2 separate regions of the Mus musculus genome follow, and region 2 is linked to region 1. Evidence: chromatin loops called from intact Hi-C (ENCODE). Cell type or tissue: left cerebral cortex. All regions are shown on one strand. Each heading gives the region's core, and the rest is flanking DNA. Links, peaks and the distances in the headings are about the cores only.

Evidence for each region. Peaks named below come from ENCODE experiments on the same cell type or tissue, not always from the same donor. Only the 100,000 strongest peaks of a DNase experiment are listed, where the experiment ranks them.
Region 2: a loop joins it to region 1, with 2.6 times the contacts of the local background. A loop is called at or near these places in 8 of 42 quality-filtered maps.

Annotation. Positions count from the first base shown.
Region 1 is chr1:170,902,505-170,913,326 of GRCm38, forward strand. Fcrlb (Fc receptor-like B) reads right to left here and starts at 10,437. Exons shown (of 6, transcript NM_001029984.2): 1 at 10,407-10,437; 2 at 10,118-10,138; 3 at 9,521-9,775; 4 at 6,128-6,394; 5 at 5,347-5,625; 6 at 4,769-5,199. The coding sequence starts at 10,437. The coding sequence ends at 4,769. In left cerebral cortex, for the core only: no CTCF peak of the experiment used is centred there; DNase peaks (open chromatin) are centred at 5,457, 6,021 and 6,200; H3K4me3 peaks cover 1,624 bases.
Region 2 is chr1:170,972,257-170,982,811 of GRCm38, forward strand. It overlaps Fcgr2b (Fc receptor, IgG, low affinity IIb), which reads right to left and starts at 3,815. Exons shown (of 7, transcript NM_010187.2): 1 at 3,645-3,815. The coding sequence starts at 3,747. It overlaps Gm34968 (a long non-coding RNA gene), which reads right to left and starts at 6,499. Exons shown (of 3, transcript XR_003948187.1): 1 at 6,249-6,499; 2 at 5,288-5,361; 3 at 4,872-5,059. In left cerebral cortex, for the core only: no CTCF peak of the experiment used is centred there; DNase peaks (open chromatin) are centred at 3,854, 4,696 and 4,845.

The DNA.
Region 1 (10,822 bases), core at 1,615-9,614:
CTGCTTCTTCAAGAGGGACTGCCCCAAGAATGAGTGGATTTCGTACTCAGGTGGTTCCATTTTAACTGGTCAAATAAAGACTAGAGCCCGTGATTGGGCAGTGGAAGGGAAAGGTGGGGCTGGAGGTTTTAGAGAGGAAGAGAGAGAGGAAGAGGAGGTGGAAGGAAGATGGAGCAGAACCTCATGGTCTGGAGGAGCCAAAAGTAGCAAGAGATCTCATAGCTGGGGAATAGAGTGGGGTAGTGGTAGATCTGCCCAATCTAGGCATGCAGTTTATAAATATTATAACTGAGTTGTGTGTTCTTTGCATGGACTTGTTGGGGTTGGAGATTTACAACAATTCCTAGGGACACTTTTACGGACATTCTGGCAATTTTTACTTCTGGTAAACATTCTTATGGACCTAAGGAGTATGCATCTGTCTTCCAGATGTTCATTTGCACATCTTCCCCCAGCCTCTAAGAATCAAGATGTTAAGCCCAAGTTTTGGTGTCTTTTCTGCCTGCCCGGGAGACTTATTGCAAAAGAATCGAGACACATTTTCTCTCTGCATTCATCACAGAGTTCCAGGATGCTGTAGAGAAAATATCATGTGTCTGTATGGATTTGGCATCTGTCAATAATTAATTTGATGGCCTAAACAGGAAATAGGAGGTGGGGCATCCAGTAGGCAGAAAGGATCTGGGAGAGTGCTGGGTGAGAGAGATTCTCCTGGGAAGATGTGACAAGACAGACACACTGTACCTGAGCACAGGCACATGACAGAATGTAGGTTAGTTAAGTTATGGTCTAGTCAGAGAAGAACCTAGCTATATGGCCAAGGCATTTGTAAATATATTTTGAGTCTGGGAGCATGGAGCTGGGGAGGAAAGACCACCCAGCTTCAACATTCTGTGGTGTGGCTGATTCCCAGAGAGGCCTTTCGATCTGATAGTCAATTACTTTAGCTTCCTTAAGCCTAAATCAGGTTCACTTCCTGTTGCAACTCCCAACTTCACATTTCAGACCTGTCTGCTGACTCCATGGTTTCTTTTTTCATTAGGCTTTGAGGGGGAAACAGCTGATTTCCTATACTTCCTTGGCGTGAGGAAGAGTTGTGGCCAAAACAAAACAAAAATCTCTTCACACATCTTCCCTCCTTCCATATCCCCTCTGTATCCTTGTGACTTCAACCGTGTCCGTTGTAGATTCCGCAAATGATGACCCAGCTCCGGTGCAATCTCAGTGTTTACATCCTGTCACAAGTGGGGTTTGCTTAATTGTAAAAACTAAGAATAAACTTTTGTTCTTGTGCTCTGTTTGCCTGAGACTCACCTCACCTGAAGAACTGTTGCCAGCTGTGGGTGTCATGTTCTCAATCAAACACAGACTAACTGGGGTATTCAGGAAAGACTGGATGGAGAAGAGATTCTAAGTTGCAACTCCTGGCAAACAGTTTGAAAAAAGAGAGAGAGAGAGAGAGAGAGAGAGAGAGAGAGAGAGAGAGAGAGAGAGAGAGAGAGAGAGAGAGAGAGAGAAGAAAACCTTTCTTTGAGGAAACCCAGCCATGAGCCTAAGTGCTGTTCTATCTGGGGGCTTTTCTTGGGAACTGTCCTTGTGGTTCCCCTGTTCCTCTGAGTCCTTCTGAAGGAGAGAGAACCAGTCATTATCTTAACTGACTATTTTGTTGTCTTAGCCGATTTTCTCTTTTTGGGTCATCTCTCTCCCAAGCTTGTTTCAAATTCCAGAAACACAAAAGGCCTGTAGGTAAATTCCTCATGATAAGAACCGACAGAGGTAATACGCAGGTTTAGTGGTGTATGAATCCCAGCACTGAGGAGGCGGAGGCAGAGACAAGAGGACCAGGGAGCTGGAGGGAACCCTGGGCATCATACTGAGTACCAGGCCCATTGGGTTCCAAAGAGAAATACTATCGTAAACCAAACAACAACAACAAAGTGTGTGTATGCACACTCAAGTGCGTGTGCATGTGTGTGTCCCAGAACCATTAAGACATTCACTGCAGGACAATTTAAAATAGCAAAAGTTTAGCTGGGTGTGGTGGTGCACACCTTTAATCCCAGTATCTGGGAGGCAGAGGCAAGTGGATTTCTGAGTTCGAGACCAGCCTGGTCTACAAAGTGAGTTCCAGGACAGCCAGGGCAACACAGAGAAAACCTGTCTCAGAAAATAAATAAATAAAATAGCAAAAGTTTAGAAACAGTCTAACAGTTCACTTATAGGGACTGACAGAGTTGTCTCTAGAGATTTCTGGAATACCTTCCTGTCTTGGGTTCCTAAGAACTGAGGCATCCGCTAGCTGAACACCTCTAATAATTAAAGAATCCATTTATTTGTCTACCCCAGTTAAGGTTACTGCCATTGCCCTCATTTTGTAACCAGAGAACTCAGAAGCTCAGGCCTACACAGCGCTCCCATGGAGGAGAAGGCAAGAGTCTGCTCAAAGGCCCAGGAACATGGAAGACGCAGTGTGCTGGGAGAAGAGCAGAGGTCAGCATGGCTGAGGGTAGGTTAATGCTTCGTGCTCGGACTCTAACCTGGAGAATTTTGTTTAAATTCTCACAACAACAACAAAGATGTAATACAGAGTATGGTGTGAAATAACGGATCTCCACAAAGGTGGGAAGCACTGAGCAAGGACAGAGCCCAAAGTAAGGCTGAGATGCTGTGACAGAGACCTCTGTGCCATCTCATTGGATACATTTGGGACCCATGCCTACTGCCATCTGATATGGAAAGTGCCAGGTTTAGAGTCTGAGGCCTGAATTTAAGATGCAGAAGTGATCAGAGGACCAGAGAAAAAGCAGCTTCCTCTCCAGGAATCAGCAGCCATCTGTCATCTCAGAGTTTGGGGAATAGGTTCCAGGATGCTCTGGGGTAGCTGGCCTGTTCCTGGAATGTGTGCTAGAACGGAAACAGAAGTTAGATTTCCCTGGTGCAGGCATTTCTGAGAAAGCCTCACAGACCCCAGAGGGAGCGATCTTTGTCCTTCCCTCCCATATGAGACTTTGGGAAAAGGACACAGCATATAGTTTTCCTCTTCTACACAGAGTAAATTGGGCTATGATTAAATTTTCCTCTTTACTATCTGCCTCCATCACTAATGCTAAATGGAGGCAGATGGTAAGATGGGAAAGTGAAGGTTGAGGTTGCCAACAAAGTATACTGAGGGAAAGGCTGGCACGCTGGCCTCTGGTCAACTCATTTAATTTGTTGTGGTGGTGTTTTTTTCTTCTTTCTCTTCTTTTTTTTTCTCTCTCTCCCTCCCTTCCTTCCTTCCCTCCCTCCCCCTCCCTCTCTCCCTCCCTCCCTCCCTCCCTCTCTCCCTTCCTTCCTTCCTTCCCTCCTTCCCTCCTTCCCTCCTTTGTTTTGTTTGTTTTGAGACAAGGTCTCACTATGTACACTAGGCTGGGTTTGAACTCACTGAGATCTGACTGCTTCTGCCTCCCTGGGATTTAAGGTATGCACCTCCATGCCCAGAACATTAAAAATTATATATAGTTGTTATCAACATCATCATTGTCATTATTATTATTATTATTGTTATTGAATGATGGGTATTTTGATTATTAAGCTTCTTGGCACTGATGGTAGCTGCTTCCTGTCTAGATCAAGAATAGCAAACAACTTAGGAGAACAAAGTCAGAAGGCAAAAAGAGCCTGGACACTGGAAAGGCTGCCCTGGAAGAGCCTGCATTAGAGAGCTGGGAATTGGAACCTCAAGGACACCGTAGATCAGGTAACTAATCCTGTGATCTGAACATCCGTCCTCAGAATTAGCCAAGTGTCCTCTGACTTCCACAAGGGAAGTGGGTACGCTTGATCTCACACACACACACACACACACACAATGTAAAGACATGTCAGTTGTGGTTAATTGCTCAGAGGGAAATGGGACCTCACGTGCTACTGAAGCAGGTTGAAGGATGGAAGGGTAGAGTTGCTACCAGTTCTCAGCCTTTACTGTGAAGCTTAAGTGAGGAGGATATGATCCCGACATAGAGTAAAGTTAGTTCCACTAAGGTTAGCATGGCAGCTGCTCAGCTGCTCCGGAGTGGCTCTGTCGGGTCACATGGGGACAAAGGGTACCTTTGGGGAGAGTCTAGCACTGGATCTGACCCTTAAAGCCAGAAGGGAGAAGCCCACACTAAAATCTTTACTACAATTGAAATCATACTCGGGATTTTGAAGATATAAACTCATTAGTTAATAGGATTTTGAAAGTTGTTTTAATATAAGAGTAAATTCATAAGCCGGGCGTGGTGGCACACGCCTTTAATCCCAGCACTTGGGAGGCAGAGGCAGGTGGATTTCTTAGTTCGAGGCCAGCCTGGTCTACAATGAGTTCCAGGACAGTCAGGCAGGGCTATACAGAGAAACCTGTCTCGAACCCCCCCCAACAAAACAAAAAAAAAGAGTAAATTTATTGTGAATAATTACAACCTGACCCTAAATTGTTTTAAAGTGCTCATTAACCTTAATGGATTCAATTACAAAAAAAAAAAAAAAAGTCACCCACACTGGACTAGTAAACAACAGCTGTCTACTTCTGGATTATAGAAGGAACATACCACAGAGGATGCTCGCATTTATAAACCATTTTGCAAGGTCAAACTCGCCTACAAGCTATCTAGTAAAGTGGAAATCCACAGCACCACGGGACTTTAAAAACCAACAACCAAAACCACAGCAACAGGAGGGGACACTAACAGCCATGGCTCCAATTTGCACACAAGCTAGATAGAGATCCCGGAGAGAAGACACTAGCCTAGCTGTCCACTCGGCCCTCCATGACAGTGGTCTCTGGGGTTGCGGGGTTCACAGTAACGTGAGAATTGGGTGTCTCGGGGGTCTCTGTAAGCTCATGGAGGGCCTGTGGGTCCTTTAATCCCAGGACCACGCGGCTCAGAAGGCCTTTGAGCAGCTGCATCTCGCGAAGCAGGAGGTCCACCTTGGGCTGAAGAGCTTCGCGCGACTGCTCCGCGGACGCTGGCAGGGGCGCGCAGGCGTGTGGCCCGGCGGTGGCAACATGGCCCGCGGGGAACTGCAGCCCTGCAAAGGTGCTGTTCGGGATGGAAGTGACTGACTGAACGGATCTGGACACTGGGGTCTTCCGGAAGGAAAGCGGCTTGTCCCCCGGCCCCAAGGCTGCAGCCTGTGCGACTGGCGCGGTGGTGGACGCCAGATCCAGGACAGGGCCTGCAACGCAACACGCCTGGTCACCCGTGACTGCTCCACGCGGGGCCGGAGCTATCAGGGGCTGGAGGGCGGAGATGGGAAGGTAGGAAGACTGCGGGATGACCCACGGGATGCAGGAGGCAGGCGTGATGCTGAGCTGCCACTCACCCCGCCCAGGGAGCTGCAGCCACGGGCTGCGTTTCCGTACACTCCGGCTGGTGGTGGCGGCCTCACACCAGTACGATTCGAGCTCCTCGACCTCGGACTCGGGGACAGTGTACTCGGCGCCCCAGTCGAAGCGGCGCACCGGCCGGCTGTACTTGTAGAAGGCGAACTGCAGCGGCGTGTCCCGCTTCTGCGGGTGCAGGCGCGTCTCGCAGCGCAGCACCACGCGGCCGCGCGCCTCCTGCGGGCTTAACGTCCTCAGCACCGGTGTCTGGAACAGCTCTGCGGGGAGGGCGGCCTCAGGGCCCTGATGCTCGTAGGCCGCAAGAGCAATGGGACCCCCACCAGGGCCAACCTGTCCACCGCCCCGGATCCCTCTTTTTCCCTTATCTGGAGAGGGTTCCTCCTTGACCCAGAGAACGAGAAGGAAAAGGAGAAAGAATGAGTGGGACGGGGAAACTGAGGCCACGGAGAAGGATGGAGACAGTTTGAGGGGAGGCGGAATCCTGACAGGTGATAAAAGTTCCATCCTAGCTGTCAATCAGTTGGCATTCTCTAGACTTGAAGGGGACAGCTACGGGTCCCCTTCGTAGTGCGTAGTGACGTAGCACGCCCTTCAGACAGGGCAAGAACTCCTCGCTCCTAAGTGGGAGCCCTAGCTAGAACAAGTAACCTGGATATACGCCATAGGGAAGGGACACCTATAGAGCAGCCCGCGGGGTTCAGCCTCCTCTTTCCCCTTCCGATTCCAGCCCTAGAACTTCCCTGTGATCGTCTCGCCCACCTTGCACGGTCACGGCCACCTTGGAGGAGAACATGGGCGCACTCTCCACTGGGATACGCATGGTGCCAGAGCACTGGTAGTGACCGCTGTCGCTGGCTCGCGCTTGCAGCACCGTGTAGTTGGTGCTAGAGTGGAAATATCTCACAGCCTGGCCGTCGTGGTAGTAGTGAAGTTTGTAGACGACTTTGTCGTACCAGCCACGGCAGCGCATCACCAAGGGCTCTCCCTCGAACACCGCAGCATACGGCACTTGCAGAATTAGCCAGTCTGCAATGGACCCCACAGATAGTATTTACTCTTCAGGAAAAAAAAAATCCGTCTCTGCCGAGCTTGGTGGCACATGCTTTTAATTCCAGCAGTAGGGGAAGTAGAGGCAGGAGGATCCTTATGAGTTCGAGGCCTCCATGGTCTACAAAGCAAGTTCCAGGGCAGCCAGGGCAGTTACACAAAGAAACTAATCTAATCTCAATAAGATGAATCCAACCCAACCCAACCCAACCCAACCCAACTCAAGAAATCCCAGCTCCGCAGGTCACCCTTCTCAGTCTCCCTTCCTCCCGCTCCCTCCCCCCCCCCCTGCCTCCCAGGCCCGCAATCCCCCCACAATCCCTGTGGCTGTTTTCACTCCACCGGTCACCAAAACTTTTTCCTATTTTCTGGTCTGGTGACTAGCACCTGGGATCCTGACTAAACAGGAGGAAAGAAAACGATACCAAGGAAGCAAAGATGTCTCAGATTTGGTTCCAGCCCCATAGAGTCTCCTTTCAAAACCAACCATAGACCCCACAGTATGACTTCAAGCCCTTCCTGACCTAGCCCCTGATAACCTCTTCCCTGACCCCATTTCTTTTTAGCTTGCCTCACCTTTCATTCAACACAAGCTAGACCCAATCACACTGAACTGCTCGGGGGGGGGGGGGGAGGTTCTGTATAGAACCCAGGGCCCTTGTAAAGCTATTTCCTCAACCCAAAAGACACTGCTTCTCAGCTTAAATTCAGACCAGTAGGTCCTGTTAGGCCTTATCTTCTGAAGGAAGCTTCTCTGAGAACAGCCTTAGATATATCCTACAGCGTCTTGAATGTGCCACCACGATTACCATCATCATCACCACCACCATCACCACCACCACCACCACCACCATCATCACTATCATCACCACCACCACCATCACCACCACCACCATCATCACCACCACCATCATCATCACTGCATCTGACACTATCCTTAGGGCATCCTAAATGCCATTTTTGGTATCATAAAATTTTAAATTATTTCATCTATTCATTCATTCATTTGGAATTAGGTGTGTGTACATGTCCAGGTGGGTGTGTTCTCGTGAGTGTATGTGCAAGTGTCAGAGGAGGCAAGAAGAGGGTGCAGTATCCTCTGAGTCTGGAGTTTCAGGTGGTTATGACCCGATGTCCCGTTCTGTCCCAGAGCATGATTCATTCTTAACCTATCTCTCCAGCCCTCATTGTAGCTATTCTTCCCTAACAAAGAGAATTCCACTGGCCAGGTATGCTGGTGCATGCCGGTAATCCCAGCACTTGGAAAGCTGGAGTGGGAGGGTTGAAAACCAAGGCATGCTTGGGCTGCATATGCAGGAGACCCTGTGTCCAGAAAGCTTTGCAAGTCGCAGTTTCTGTGCCACAGTCTGTCTGTCAGCTATGGCCAACCGTGCTTCCACTTTAATGACCTCCAACAGGAAACCTCTACAAGTGTAGAATGCTAATTGAAACACTGACTGGTGTTCTTTAAATGCTTAATAAAAATGAACATCTGCCCAGGAAAGATTATTAATCCTCCATATGACACAGCTAATTATGTACTTTGATGGGTATACCATTATTACTTTTCCTATCCCCTTTGTTGTTGTTGTTGTTGTTGTTTGGTGGCGGTTCTGTTTGTTTGTTATTTGTTCAATACGGGCTGTTATTCACTATGTATCCCTGGCTGGGCTGCAGATTTGCACTCATCCTCCTGCCTCTGCTTCCTGGGTGCAGGGACTGCAGGCCTGCACCATCACACCCAGTGTTCTCATCCCTGTTCTAAAACGCTTCAAATATTTCGAGACAGTTGCTCCTTGATCGACTCCTAGGTGCTCATGTATATGTGCCAACAGCAGAAGTTTTATTAAGTTCTTTGTCCAATCCCCCCCACCTGTCTTCCTTCCTTCTTCCCCCGTCTCTTCCTCTGCCTCATCTCTCTTTTTCTTATTTCATTCCTTGTAAAAAGACCTTTGAGAAAGGGTATTGCTATATGGCCTAGGCTGGCCTCAAACTTGTGGGAATTCTCCTGCCTCAGCCTCCTGAGTGTAAGATTACAGATGCATAATTACTGGCTACTTTTTTTTTAAGATCACAAATAATTAACTTTAATTATGAGATCATTTTTCAAACAAACACATCTTTAATTGTTTCCTCCCCTTCATCTCCGTCCCTCTTCTCTTCCTTGTACCCTGCCACCTCCCACCTCCGGTAGCCTCTCTCGCTATGGAGATTTACATGTGGCATTGGCATTTTGACACACCTCCTCTCCACCTCTTGTTCTCCTCACTTGGCCTCCAGTCTAGTGCCATGAAACAACCCCCAGTTTCAATCCCTTTATTTATATTCACATAGACATTAAAACTCAGAATCCTGGCTGGGCTGATGTGGTGGAGCACAACTTTAATCTTAGCGCTTGGAAGACACTTAGAAGGGGGCAGTAGGTTGATCTCTGTGGGTTCCAGGCCAGCCAGCCTAGGCTACAAAATGAGACTATGTCTAAAAAAAAAATTAGAGAAACAGCAAAAAAACAAACCAAAACAAATATGCAAACAGGACTCTGTTTGGGTGTGGTACATGGCTTTACCTCAGTATTCAAGAGGTAGACACCAAAAAATCCTTGTAGTTCAAGGCTAACCTAGTATACACAGTGAGTTCCAGGCCAGTCAGGGATCCGAGAGAGAGAGAGAGGGAGAGAGAGAGAGAGAGAGAGAGAGACAGAGAGACAGAGAGAGACAGAGAGAGACAGAGAGAGACAGAGAGAGACAGAGAGAAACAGAGACAGAGACAGACAGAGACAGAGAGAGACAGAGACAGAGACAGAGACAGAGACAGAGAGACAGAGGAGGGGGAACTTAGGATTCTGGGTTCCAGTAGTGTCAGGAGAGCACAATTTTTGACTTTCTGAAACCAGGTCACCCCACTTAATAAATTAATAATATTAATTTGCTTCATGCTCCATCAGGAAGACGGGGAGGGGGATGGCTTTTGGACCAGGAAATCTTTACTGCAGGCTTCTGCCTACTCCAGAGACTCAAGGTGGTTCTGTGTGACCTTTTTTTTTTTTTTCTTCTTGTCCCCTGGGAATAGCCCGATGTCTACTCTGCCAGTAGGGCCAGCACTCACCGTTAGACACAGAGAGGTGGATAGGATCACTGACGGGTGCTCCTCGTGTCTGACATCGATACACCCCTGGTGCCTGCACCTCGATGCTCTTCTTGTGGGAAGGCAGGAGGACATGGCCCAGGTACCAGAGAGTGCTAATGGGCCGGAGCTCCAGCAGCAGAGGGTGGTATCCATCACATCTCAGGGTTACTCGCTCTCCCTTGAAGATGGTGGTCCAAGGTGGGTGTAGAGTCAGTACAGGCTTCTCCAGAGTAGCTGGGGATGTGGGGGATGGGGCCGTGTGAGGAAGTAAAGTAAGATGAGGTGCTTGCCCAAAAATAAAGTCCCAGGATTGGGAATTGTTGGGAAACACCAGTTTCTGGGTCCCAGCCCACAGAGGAACCAACCCTGGCAATGAGGGAGACCACAGACATGAGGCTGCAGACAAGGAATCTATTAATCATAAGCCATTTCTGACCGTGTCTATGCTCAAGAACATTTAGTCATCAAGATTGGGCAAGAGTGGGGGGGGGAATACCATCTCAGAACAGCCAGGAACTGGGGCATCTACCCTCGTGGAACTCATCAAAACTTGGATGAGAGATGTATAAGACTTACCAGCTTTTCCACTTCTTGGAACTGCAAAGCAAGAAAGAAGGAAGAGGTTGAGGACTGTCCTCAGTGACAGGAAAGACTCTTGATCCTGGGAAAGCCTGAGTTTCCTTTGTCCATACCAAATTACCCAGCTTTGAGAAAGCTAGCTCCATTTCATCACCCCAAGGCAGACAGAGAACCATATGAAACCTGAGGTCAGCAAAGGTGGCTGCTCTCTTATCCCACATAACCCTGCCCTGTCATACTCTCCCCCTCCCCAAATCCTGCTGATGCCCCCTCATTACTGACTCACCCAGAAGCAGGAGGGCTGCAAGCATCCACATAATGACTCTGCCTGCAGGCTCGGTAGAGGTTGGAGGCATGGATGTGGGGCAGAGAGAAAAAAGATAGATGGAAGCAGACATTGGGAACTGGGAGACACTGTTGCTTCTTCTGTCCATTCCCACTTCCTCAAGATGGTGGAACACAAAGACCAGGATGTCACCTGAGTGTGTTACTCACCTACCCCAAGCATCAAGCACTGTCCTATCTACCCCTCTGTAGCCATGTTCCAGCTCAGCCCAGCCTTGACTTCTATAGAGAAGCCCTATAGAGCTGTGACTTCTACCACTCTCAAGAGTCACATAGATTCCCCAGGCTCCATTGGGTCCATCAATATCCCACTCCCACCCCAACCTTTCCCTAGTAGCCAGTCCCATTGATGTTCAT
Region 2 (10,555 bases), core at 1-8,000, 68 kb after region 1:
AGATGGACGGATGCTTGCAAACACTCTCAGCAAGTTGCAGCCTGAATGCTTCTTTGGTCTGTTTAAAAACAAAGAAACAAAAACCACCCCGATAATGGGGAACGCAGTCGAAAATGGAGGTGGCGGCCATATTCTGGAGGATTGTCAAAGCCAACTGGAACAGCAAGCAGCAAGTGAGAACGCACACAAAATTCACACATTGACTTTACCACGGTGGTGGTTAGTTTATGTTATCAGCTTGACTAGATTTAGAATCGCCATGGAAACATCTCTCATTGTGTCTGCAAAGGTGTTTCTGGAAAAAGTTTAGCTATAGTGCTAAGACCCACTCCGAATATGAATGTCTCCATCCAAAGGGCTGGGGTCCTGGCTCGAATAAACAAGCATAGAGAAGAAAGCCAGCTACGTACTAACATCCACCTCTGTTTCCTGACTATGGGTGTGACTTGGTCAGCCAAGGTGCCACCACGCCTTCCCACCACAATGCCCTAAAAAAATATGCCAAAATAAACCCTTTCTTATGTTGCTTTTGCCTGGCGTCTTGACAAAGTAATGAGAAAAGAAAGTAATATGACTGATGCTCAGTGACCTTGCAGAGACAACTTTACTGTTCTCTGCCTTGATTCCCTGGCTTATAAATGGAGATGATGACAACAATACCTACGACATAATTGTTGTAAGGATTGGTGACAATCCAGATAAGGTATCTGTGAAGTTCCAAACATACCACGTGGCTACCTTTTAAAGGATCATAGGCAAATTTCCAAAGTTTGCTGTTTAGCTCAGTAAACAATGAGAGGTTTGCTTTGGAGCTGAAACTGCTGTGTCAGACTAATTGGGACAGAGGAAGTCCCAGAGATTAGTAAGAAAAAGATGGTTACCGGTAATCTAGAACATGTGTCAGTGGCCTGTGCAGCATCTGGCTGCATCATGCCATGACTTCCTCATCTGTAGTGAATATTCTCTCATACAGTTTAGCCACACAGCCCATGCTATACCTCAAGGCCTTGCCATCACCGCTCCAAACCACACCAACTTCAAAGGCCACAAAATGAAATATCCGAGGTTTCATCACAATCCCCCTCCAGTCCTCTTCTCTTCCATTTGCCCAAGTACAGTCTCTGTGATCATCTGACCACCACCTCATCATCGCTGTCTACCCGTAAGTCCACATTTACCTTCATATGCACACACGCACATGCACTTGCACACACATGCACACACACACACACACGCATGCACACACATCCCATTCATCATTATCATCACCTAATTGCAAATCCCTTTATCTTTTTCTTGCTGTAGTTATTATTGTTGAGACAAAGTCTCATGTAGCCTAGGCTGGCTACAAACTTGTCATGTAGCCCATATTGGCTTTGAACTACAGTTCTTCCTGCCTTTACTTCTCAGATACTGTGGGCAGGTCCCCTTAACTTGTTTATCCTTTGACTCCATCAAATGTACCCATATTCCCTTGTGGCCTTGCTTACTCATCTGCATTGACAATAGGAAGCAAAGAAGACACACGTGAGGGAAAGCTAAGAGACAAGACTGAGGAAACTTGGCTTCTAATGAGACATAAGGTTGATAAAAATGGATGACCAAGGAAAAGGTGGCTTTGCTCATATAGATAGAAATATTACAAAGATAAGAAAATATGTAAGGAAATGATGTTATTTTGAATTTTGAATATAAATTTGTGTCTATGCTGATAAATCTATAGGTGTCTGATCAACAGACAGAGAAATTAAAGTATACCGAGGAAGGAAGGACAAATGAGTCTGGGAGCTAGTGATGGAGAAGTAATTGCTAAAACCCCTGAGCATGTAGGACTGGCAAGGGGGATAGTGCAGTGCATGAAAAAGAGAAAACAAAGCAAAAACAAAAAACAAAGAGATGCAGAAGAGGGAAACTACCACTCATGCTTCATTCTATACCCAAGAGACAGTAATGAGAACTCTGTTCGTGTCTAATGTTCCCCGTAAGGAAGACAAAGACCTTGTACTTTAGGTCAGGAAAACAGTTTTGTTTGCTGATATGACCTCAAATCCAGAATAGCGTCTGGCGCAAACAACTTTAAGAATCAGCAGAAACACGGGCAGTAAAAGCCAAGTGCAGTGGGCACTTTGCCTGGCTGAGGACGATCCACTGTGGGAGAAATGGGAACTGGGAGAAGCAGAACAGTCCTGGAGCTTCATCAGGAGATAACAGGCCTCCACCAAAGGCCCTTCGAAAGCACCGTGCCTCCCCATAGCTGGATGGAAGATTCTATAGCTACTCAGGACCAAAGTCAGAGGGTATTATACAACTGAAGGAAGTTAGGATGTCCTACCTAAGTGTGGAGGCCCAGAAAAAAAAATGGGGGGGAAAATGGAGATGTACCCAAGGAAAATGGAAGAAAATGTCATCCTTGGGAGTTTTCACCAAGTGATTGATAGCTATACAGCACAAATAGAAAGGCATATTGCCTCTTTAGGACTGATCTTCCCATGTGAAAACTAAACTATCTGGTATCAAATATATATATATTATATTTTATATAAATACATACACACACACACACATATATATATATATACATATATATATACCTGTGTGTGTGTGTGTCTGTGTATGTGTAAATATATATTTGGACAGCTGAGGTCCCTCAGCGCTGACCAGATTTCACTATGAGTCATACCACATAACTTGGGGTGAGTGGATACCAGTATGCCTTCTTCTCAGAGGTATGCGTAGATGCCCCAGGAACTGAGCTTAGAAGATGCTCCTGGAATAGGGCTCCCTTACTGAGCATCACCCAGACTCTGCTAATGACCTGGCACCATCAGTTTCTGTCCTCTGCCCACAGATGAGACCAGGACCAGAAAGTCTTCCTCCATCTCAGCCTAAGACCCTGACCATGACTTTCTTACTAAGCAGGGCCAGAACCAAGTCCCATGGTCTACACAATGAAGGAAGCATGAGAGATTTCTCTGGCCCCACAACTGACAATGCCAGACTTGTCCATGTTTATGAAACCCTGAACCCAAGTTCCCAGGTCAACCTTGACCTTCCTACTCCTCTCCTTTTTTTTTTTAATCTTTATTTATTATTATATGTTAGTACACTGTAGCTGTCTTCAGACACAACAGAAGAGGGCATCAGATCTCATTACAGATGGTTGTGAGCTACCATGTGGTTGCTGGAATTTGAACTCAGGACCTTCAGAAGAGCAGTCGGTGCTCTTAACCACTGAGCCATCTCTCCAGCACCTCTCCTTATATAATAAAGTGTCCACCACCACCCCTCAAAAGCATCCTTGAGCTTTCTCCCAGCCCTTGTCTTAAGCAGTACTAGACATCTTGCCTAAGATTTGGTCCTGTGTGAATCACGAGTTCAAAGAGAAACTGGTCTTTTAATTGCTCACTCAAGTCTAGGACTCTAGATTTTGATCAGAGGAGGGGAAGGTGGTACCAAGAGACAGGAAAAGAAGAAACAGCAAAAACTCCTGCCAGCTTTGATTTTGTTTCAAAGGCCAACCAGGTTGTTACATTTTAACTATTAGCCTCCTACTTACTCCTGACATGCCTCCTATGCCAGGCTGATTCATCCAACCCCAACCCAGGTGTCCTTCCCCTGCCTCTCTTCTGGAGGTCCCGACTTACTTAGCACGGCTGTCCACAGTAGCATATGGCACAAAGTCCGTGAGAACACATGGACAGTCCAGTTGCTCTCCATGGGGATCAGTAGGAACGGCAGGATTCCCATCAGCTCTGGAGCGAGTCAGCTGCAGGCACAGGCTTCCCTCCCGGCTTGGCAGATAGTACCCAGAGAACAGACAAAATTGTGAAGTCCAAATGGGGAAGTGAAAAGAAACGGTCTGTTTAATCCTGGGCTCCTCCCCTTCCACCCTCTTTCCTTTCATCCGTTCTCTATTAGAAGACTCAGGACTTACCAGAATAAACTGGATTCAGCTCAAATCACAGAAAATTTTTTAGACACTGAGAAACAACTCCCTTCATGTTCTGCTGGAGCCGTAGCTGACCTGGACGTCTGGTACAGAGAGGGAAAACTTCACCCCAACGCAGCTCAGAAGTCATTTGCCTCAGTCTGTGATGGAGGATGGCAAGAGTCTTGAAGGTCCAGTCTGTGGGATCTGGACTCCTCCAGAAACTGAATAAAGGTACCCACAACCACTTACCACCATCTGGGTTTCTCTGTTATCACAATCCCCAGCTCACTGTTGGATTGTAGACCAAAAGCTAGGCCATATGTGAGAACAGCAGTAGAACACTCATCCTTCACATACATTCCTCTCCACTCGCTCCTCTGTAAGTACCTATCGAGCATCGGTCTGTGCCCTAGTCCTGAATCCCTCCCCCGCCCCACTGCACTACTTACTCTTCTCACTGCTATGGCATGATAAAAGATCATAGGGTTCCAAGCTGTAAGAACAAGTTGTGGGCACCAGAACTTCTGAGAACATCTGGCTCCCTGGTCTGTAAAATGAAGATCAACATTTCTACCCATTCGAACAAAGTTTCTCAGATTCTGCAGCAATGACATTTTTAGCAGAAAAACATTTTTAAAGAAGTGTATTGTTGTATAATGCAGGCTGGCCTGGAACCGGCTGTGTAGCCCAGGGTAGCCCAGGGTAACCTCAGGCTTGAGCTCTTCCACCCTCAGTCTCCAGGATACTGAGATTGCAGGTATGCAGTGCCAGGATGGCTGTCACATAACTCTGGTGAGGGCTTGTCCTGTGCACTGTAGAATGCTTAGCAACACAGCCTGCTGCTACCCACTAGGTCGCAGAAAATCTCTCTTGGTCGTGAAAAAAAAGAGACTTAAGGCTTTAGTAAACATTCCTCCCAAACAAGGTGGTTAAAACTGTCACTGGTAAAGAATCAACTGTACTCGAGGTTTTTTGGGGAAAAAAAAAAGGACTATGAATGTATCACGGATGGATCCTATTTTTGTTTTTCTTGCTTCCTGTCAGCATCCCCAGATGATGCAATTTTGGGGACCAGTTTTGGGGAGCTCTTCTGAGGCCTCTTTCCAAAATGCTCTGTCAGGAAGCATGCTGTAATAGTAAAGGAAATGACATTATAAAACCATCTTACACTCTGTGGTCTTCAGAAACCTTCAACAGTTCCACCCTATCTACCCTATGACTTTACTACAGGTGCCATCTCATCTCCCAGCCCCGCCCCTGCCAGCTCTTATCTGAATTTTAACCTATGGGAAGAGAGCAATGGGATGACATCAGTACTTTAAATATATCATTAGAATAGAGAGCATCCTGATTTACCTCCGACTGGGACCATTGATTGCTGTGCGGAGGTCAGTGACAAGGAGGTCATCGCAGTGTCACCCAGGACTGTGCTGATGGCAGTAGAGGTTAAAAGTAAACCCGGGAGACATCCAGAGACCTGCCAACCACCATGCCACCCAGTTCTGGTGCTTGGCAGGGAAAGACCCCGAGATCTGCTCTCTACCACAAAGCCCAGACAGGCTGCAGACAGAGTCCTGCCTGCCGCCATGATGATCAGCCTGAACAGCGTGAGAGAAGGAAGATATCCTCAGACCTGCCTGCTGCTACTCTGTGTGAAGGCTCTGTGTGCCTTCCCCTAGCCTTGAGAGGCTGATTTAGACCTTGTTTATGCTACAGCCGGCTATTCCACCTCGGGTGGAGTCTTCCGACCTAGGTAAAGACTATTGCCCTGCCATATCTGCAGCTTCTTCCAAGATGCCACTACCTGCTGAGAGGCTGAGCTTGTGAGTTCCTGACAAGCCACGAGATCCTGGCATAGTAGGAGATGGGCTTCCCCCCTTTTAGAGTTCAGATTCAAAAAGGAAACATCGGGCCTTGATCAGAAACTTTGTCTTGGTCTCATTCTTCTCTTGCCACCCCTCCCACACAGCCCCAGCGTTCCTTTCAGGCACCCAGCCGTAGTCACACAGAAGCTTGCCTGACTCCATGCTACGTGGTACAGAAGGGGGGAGGGGGGGAACCAGCCATAGACCCTCTGCTGCCATGCCTTAGGAGAGGCTATAGACCAAGCCATGCCACGCTGTGCAGGCAGAGGTCACCCAGAGGCTCTCCAGCCACATGCCCTGCCTGGAGTGGGAGCCACTACAATGTGCAAGTGTGTAGTGCACAGATGGGAGAGAAAGAGAAGTAGAGTCATTTGAGTACTGTGAAGGAAGATGGAACTGGAGACTAGAGGGAAGAGAGGCAAAGCCTGTTGTGGAATAGCCAGACCCCCTACCTGAGGCCATGATGACGTCCCCGCCCATGCTATTGCTGAGGACCTGGATCTGGATCCGTGGCTAAGCAGTGGCAGGGGTCGATGTCAGTATCGGTGGCTCATATTGCCACTAGAGACCATGAGGTTGTCCTGGGGTCTGGGCAGCCACCAGCTACCCAGGTGATGTGCAGAACCGGCCCCACCCCTCACTGTGAACTGTGAATTGCTGGGCACTTGCAAAAGGGCTGGTCCTGCTGATCCAAAGCTGCAGGATCTCCATGACACAGGGCAACAACAGGATAACAAGGCGGAGTCGCGGTAAGGATCCAGTACTGATGGTGTCACAGAAGCCAGAGACCTCAGACCAGACCAATGACTCACTGCAGTGAACATTTGCAAGTGAAGATGTGTGGACAAAGAGGTATATTGTGGGACAGACACACTGTGGCACACCACAGCTTCCTCTGTGAGAGGTTTCTATGCTTTGTTTTGTTTTGTTTTGTTTTGTTTGTTTGTGTATTTTTATTGAGGGAGGTTACAAGGGCAGAGAGTAGATACTAGAGGATGGGAAAATGAGTGGGACTGGGGTGTGTGCTGCAAAACTCACAGAACCATTAAAAAGTTTAAAAGTAATAATAATAATATAAAATGTGTCCATCTGGGGGAAAAAAAGATGAGTAAGTTTCTCAGTCATGTTGGATCAGTGAAGTCACACTCCAGTGTGATATGCTGCCCCCCAAACTTTGACTTTTTTTCCTTTGGGACATTAAAAAAACTATACCCCTTTTAAAAGACCAAAAGACAAGGAAACATAAGAACAGTATATAGTTACCATACTAAGAAACAAAATGTAATTATGTAAACATAGAGATGCTAACTAACTGTGAAGCAGGCTCTAGACTTACCTGATTACAGCAATCCCAGGTCATGCTCAATTTGCACAGGAAGAAACTTCACTTCAAAGAAGCTAAAATAGTTCGTTCTAGGCTAGATGACCCTAAGGGACAGAGTCAGAGCACAAAGCCAGTGTGTTGAGTATTAAAGCTTTGTGCTGACTATAGTGTTCAGTCAGCTTTCCAAACTCTTCGGGAACCTTTGAGTCTGTGTTTGTGAACTCTCGCACTGACTCGATCTTCATTAGGGTTTCTATAGATGCAACAAAACACCAAGATGATGGTAGTTTGTATAAGCTCAGCCCAGGGAGCGGCATGATTAGAAGGTGTGGCCCTGTTGGAGTAGATGGGTGTGGATTATAAGTCTCTCATTCTAGCTGCCTGGAAGCCAGTGTTCTGCTAGCAGCCTCCTGATGAAAATGTAGAATTCTCAACTCCTCCTGCACCATGCCTGCCTGGACCCTGCCATGTTCCTGCCTTGATGATAATTGACTGAGCCTCTGAACGTGTAAGCCAACCCCAATTAAGTGTTCCTTTTAAGACTTGCCTTGGTCATAGGGTTCACAGCAGTAAAACCCTAACTAAGAAGTTGGTTCCAGGGACTGGGGTATTGCTGTGATAGGCCTGACCATGCTTTTGTTTTGAAGAATATGGATGTTGGGACTTTGGATTTGAAAAGTAGTGGAATGCTTTAAGTGGGACTTAATGGGCCATCCTAGTAGGAATATGGAAGACTTTGTTGCTGTGGGCGATTTGAATTGGGCAGACCTGGCTCAAGAGGTTTCAGTGGAGAATAATTTCAGTACGTGGCCTAGAGACTGTTTTTGTGGTATTTTGGTGGAAAAAAATGTGGCTAATTTTTGCACTTGTCTGAAGAGTGTGCCTGAGTCTGAGGTGAAGAGACTCGGATTTATTGCACTGACAAAAGAAGTCTCAGAAACGCCCACCATAGACTTCTCTAGTTAAGTTGCATGAAGAGCATTTTAAACAAGCATAGCAAGCTGAGAAAGGGGTGGTTTGAGTATTAAAGAGGCACCAAGAAGTGAAATGGAGCTGAATCCTGTGTTCAAGGATATTACACTGAATTAAGGGAGTGGGATTTGGGGCAAGATCCTACCCAGTTAAGTTTAGATCCCGCATAGTGGTGTCTTTAGTCCCAGGAAACAAAGCCAAGCAGATCTGTGAGTTCAAGGCCAGCCTGAGACAGAGCAAGTTCTAGGTGAAGAAAGCTTAAATCCAGGCATGGTGGTACACACCGTCAATCCCAGGAGACAAGCATGCAGATCTATGAGTTCAAGGTCAATCTACAGAGCAAGATCCAGGACAGCCAAGCTTAGGTAATGAAGGGGTTGGAAAAGAGGAGGGTAATGATAATGTAATAGAACAAAGGGGCCATGTTCCAGCTTCTGCAAGCAGCAGAACTTAGCAGCCTTGGACAAATGTCTCTGACTTTATATTTAAGAGGAAAAGACAATTGATGCTGGTTAGCTGGAGCTAAGAAATTACTGGTGATTAAGAAGAAGCCAGCATCACTGAGGTAAAATCTTCTGAGAAGTGTTTTATGAGACCACAATGAACCTGTGTTCCAGAGATGACCAAGGTTATACCTTGCACTGCAGCTGTACTTGGTAATGTGTAAGAATCACCCAGCTGGCACTGGTTTTGAAGGCATGAGGGGGACATGAATAACAGCTGAGGATTGGCACTGTTAGTGGCCATGGAAGCCCATTCATGAAGGTGCAGCCTCAGTTGCAGTTGATGGCCCAGGACTGAAGGGGTCATGCAAAGGAGTTGAGGCTTGGCACCATGAAGAGAGTCTATAAGAGGCTATTGATAAAGCCTAAGTGCAGCAGAAGACCACAGTGTATTGGAGATGCCAGTACCGTGGGATGATCACCAAGAATAGCAGCAGTAGAGTAGATCAACCTGAGCTTACAGTGCTATAGAGGGCAGAGGTGAGGAAGTGACACCAGCCCTTTGGAGGAACCCAGAAGATCATGTGTGGATCCCTGACATTGAAACAAGAAGTTGTAACATTGAAGTTGCTTTGGAGACTTCAAGATGTTTGAGATGCCAGAGCCATTGGTTATCTGCCGAGGAAAGCAGCTAACAGGGAGTGGAACCAGCCCAAGAGAAAGAAGTTTGTTGTAGTCAACAAAGATGAAAAAGGAGTTGGAGATCTGAAGAATGCGTTAACATCAGCCTTGGAGATACAGAGTTTGGACTTTGCCTAGCTGGTTTCCTGTCTTGCTTTGAGGATAACAGTTAAGTGATTTGATGAATCTCAGAAGAGACTTTGAACTTTGGACTTTTAACATTATTGGGACTGCTATAGCCTATGGGGACTTTGGAAATTGGACTAAATGTATTTTGCATTATGCTATGTTTAGGTATGGTCCCCATATACTCATATGTTTGAACAAGTCTATGGGGACCAGGGAGTAGAATGTGATGGTTTGTATGTGCTTAGCCAGGGAGTGCCACTATTAGAAGGTGTGGCCGTGTTTGAGTAGGTGTGTCACTGTGGGTGTGGGTTATAAGTCTCACATTCTAGTTTCCTGGAAGCCAGCATTCTGCTAGCAACCTTCATATGAAGATGTAGAACTCTCAGCTCCTCCTGCACCATGCCTACCTGGACCCTGCCATGCTCCTACCTTGATAATAATGGACTGAACCTCTGAACCTGTAAGCCAGCCCCAATTAAATGTTCTTTTTAAAAGTTGCTTTAGTTATGGTGTCTGTTCACAGCAGTAAAACCCTAAGACAATGACCAAAAAGCAAGTTGGGGAGAGAAGGATGTATTTGCCTTACACTTCCATATGCTGTTCTTCATTGAAGGAAGTTAGGTCATGAATTCAAACAGGGCAGGAACCTGGAGGCAGGAGCTGATGCAGAGGCCAGGGAGGAGTGCTGTGTACTGATTTACTTATAGGACCCAGAATCTCCAGCCCAGGGGTGGCCCTACCCAAAATGGGCTGGGACCTCCCCAACCAACCACTAAGAAAATGCCTTAAAGCTGGATCTTGTGGAGGTATTTTTTCAATAACTTCCAGACAACTCTAGCTAGTGTCCCTGAAGCTCCATGCCTGTTGGCATGGTTGTGGCAGCTTCGAGCAGCCTCATTTGTTTATACTGCATGTGTGGTTTTCTCTGAGCACTCAGATGTGAAGAGGGTCAGAAAGGTTTGCACACTGAGTTTTCTCAGACCCAACCATTTCACTGAGATGGCAGATCAAGACAATATCTTTTGGAAAAACTACCAAGTGAGAAAGTAACAAAACCAGGTAGGGCATTTCCAGAAACACTAAGCTGAAACCAAACCCGGAGACTCTTTCCTGATGCAGCTGGAAGGGACAACATAGGAGATGCTTGTAAAAGAAATGATTGCAAACATAGGAACACACAACTGAAAACTGAAAGATGCCAGCTGTAAAG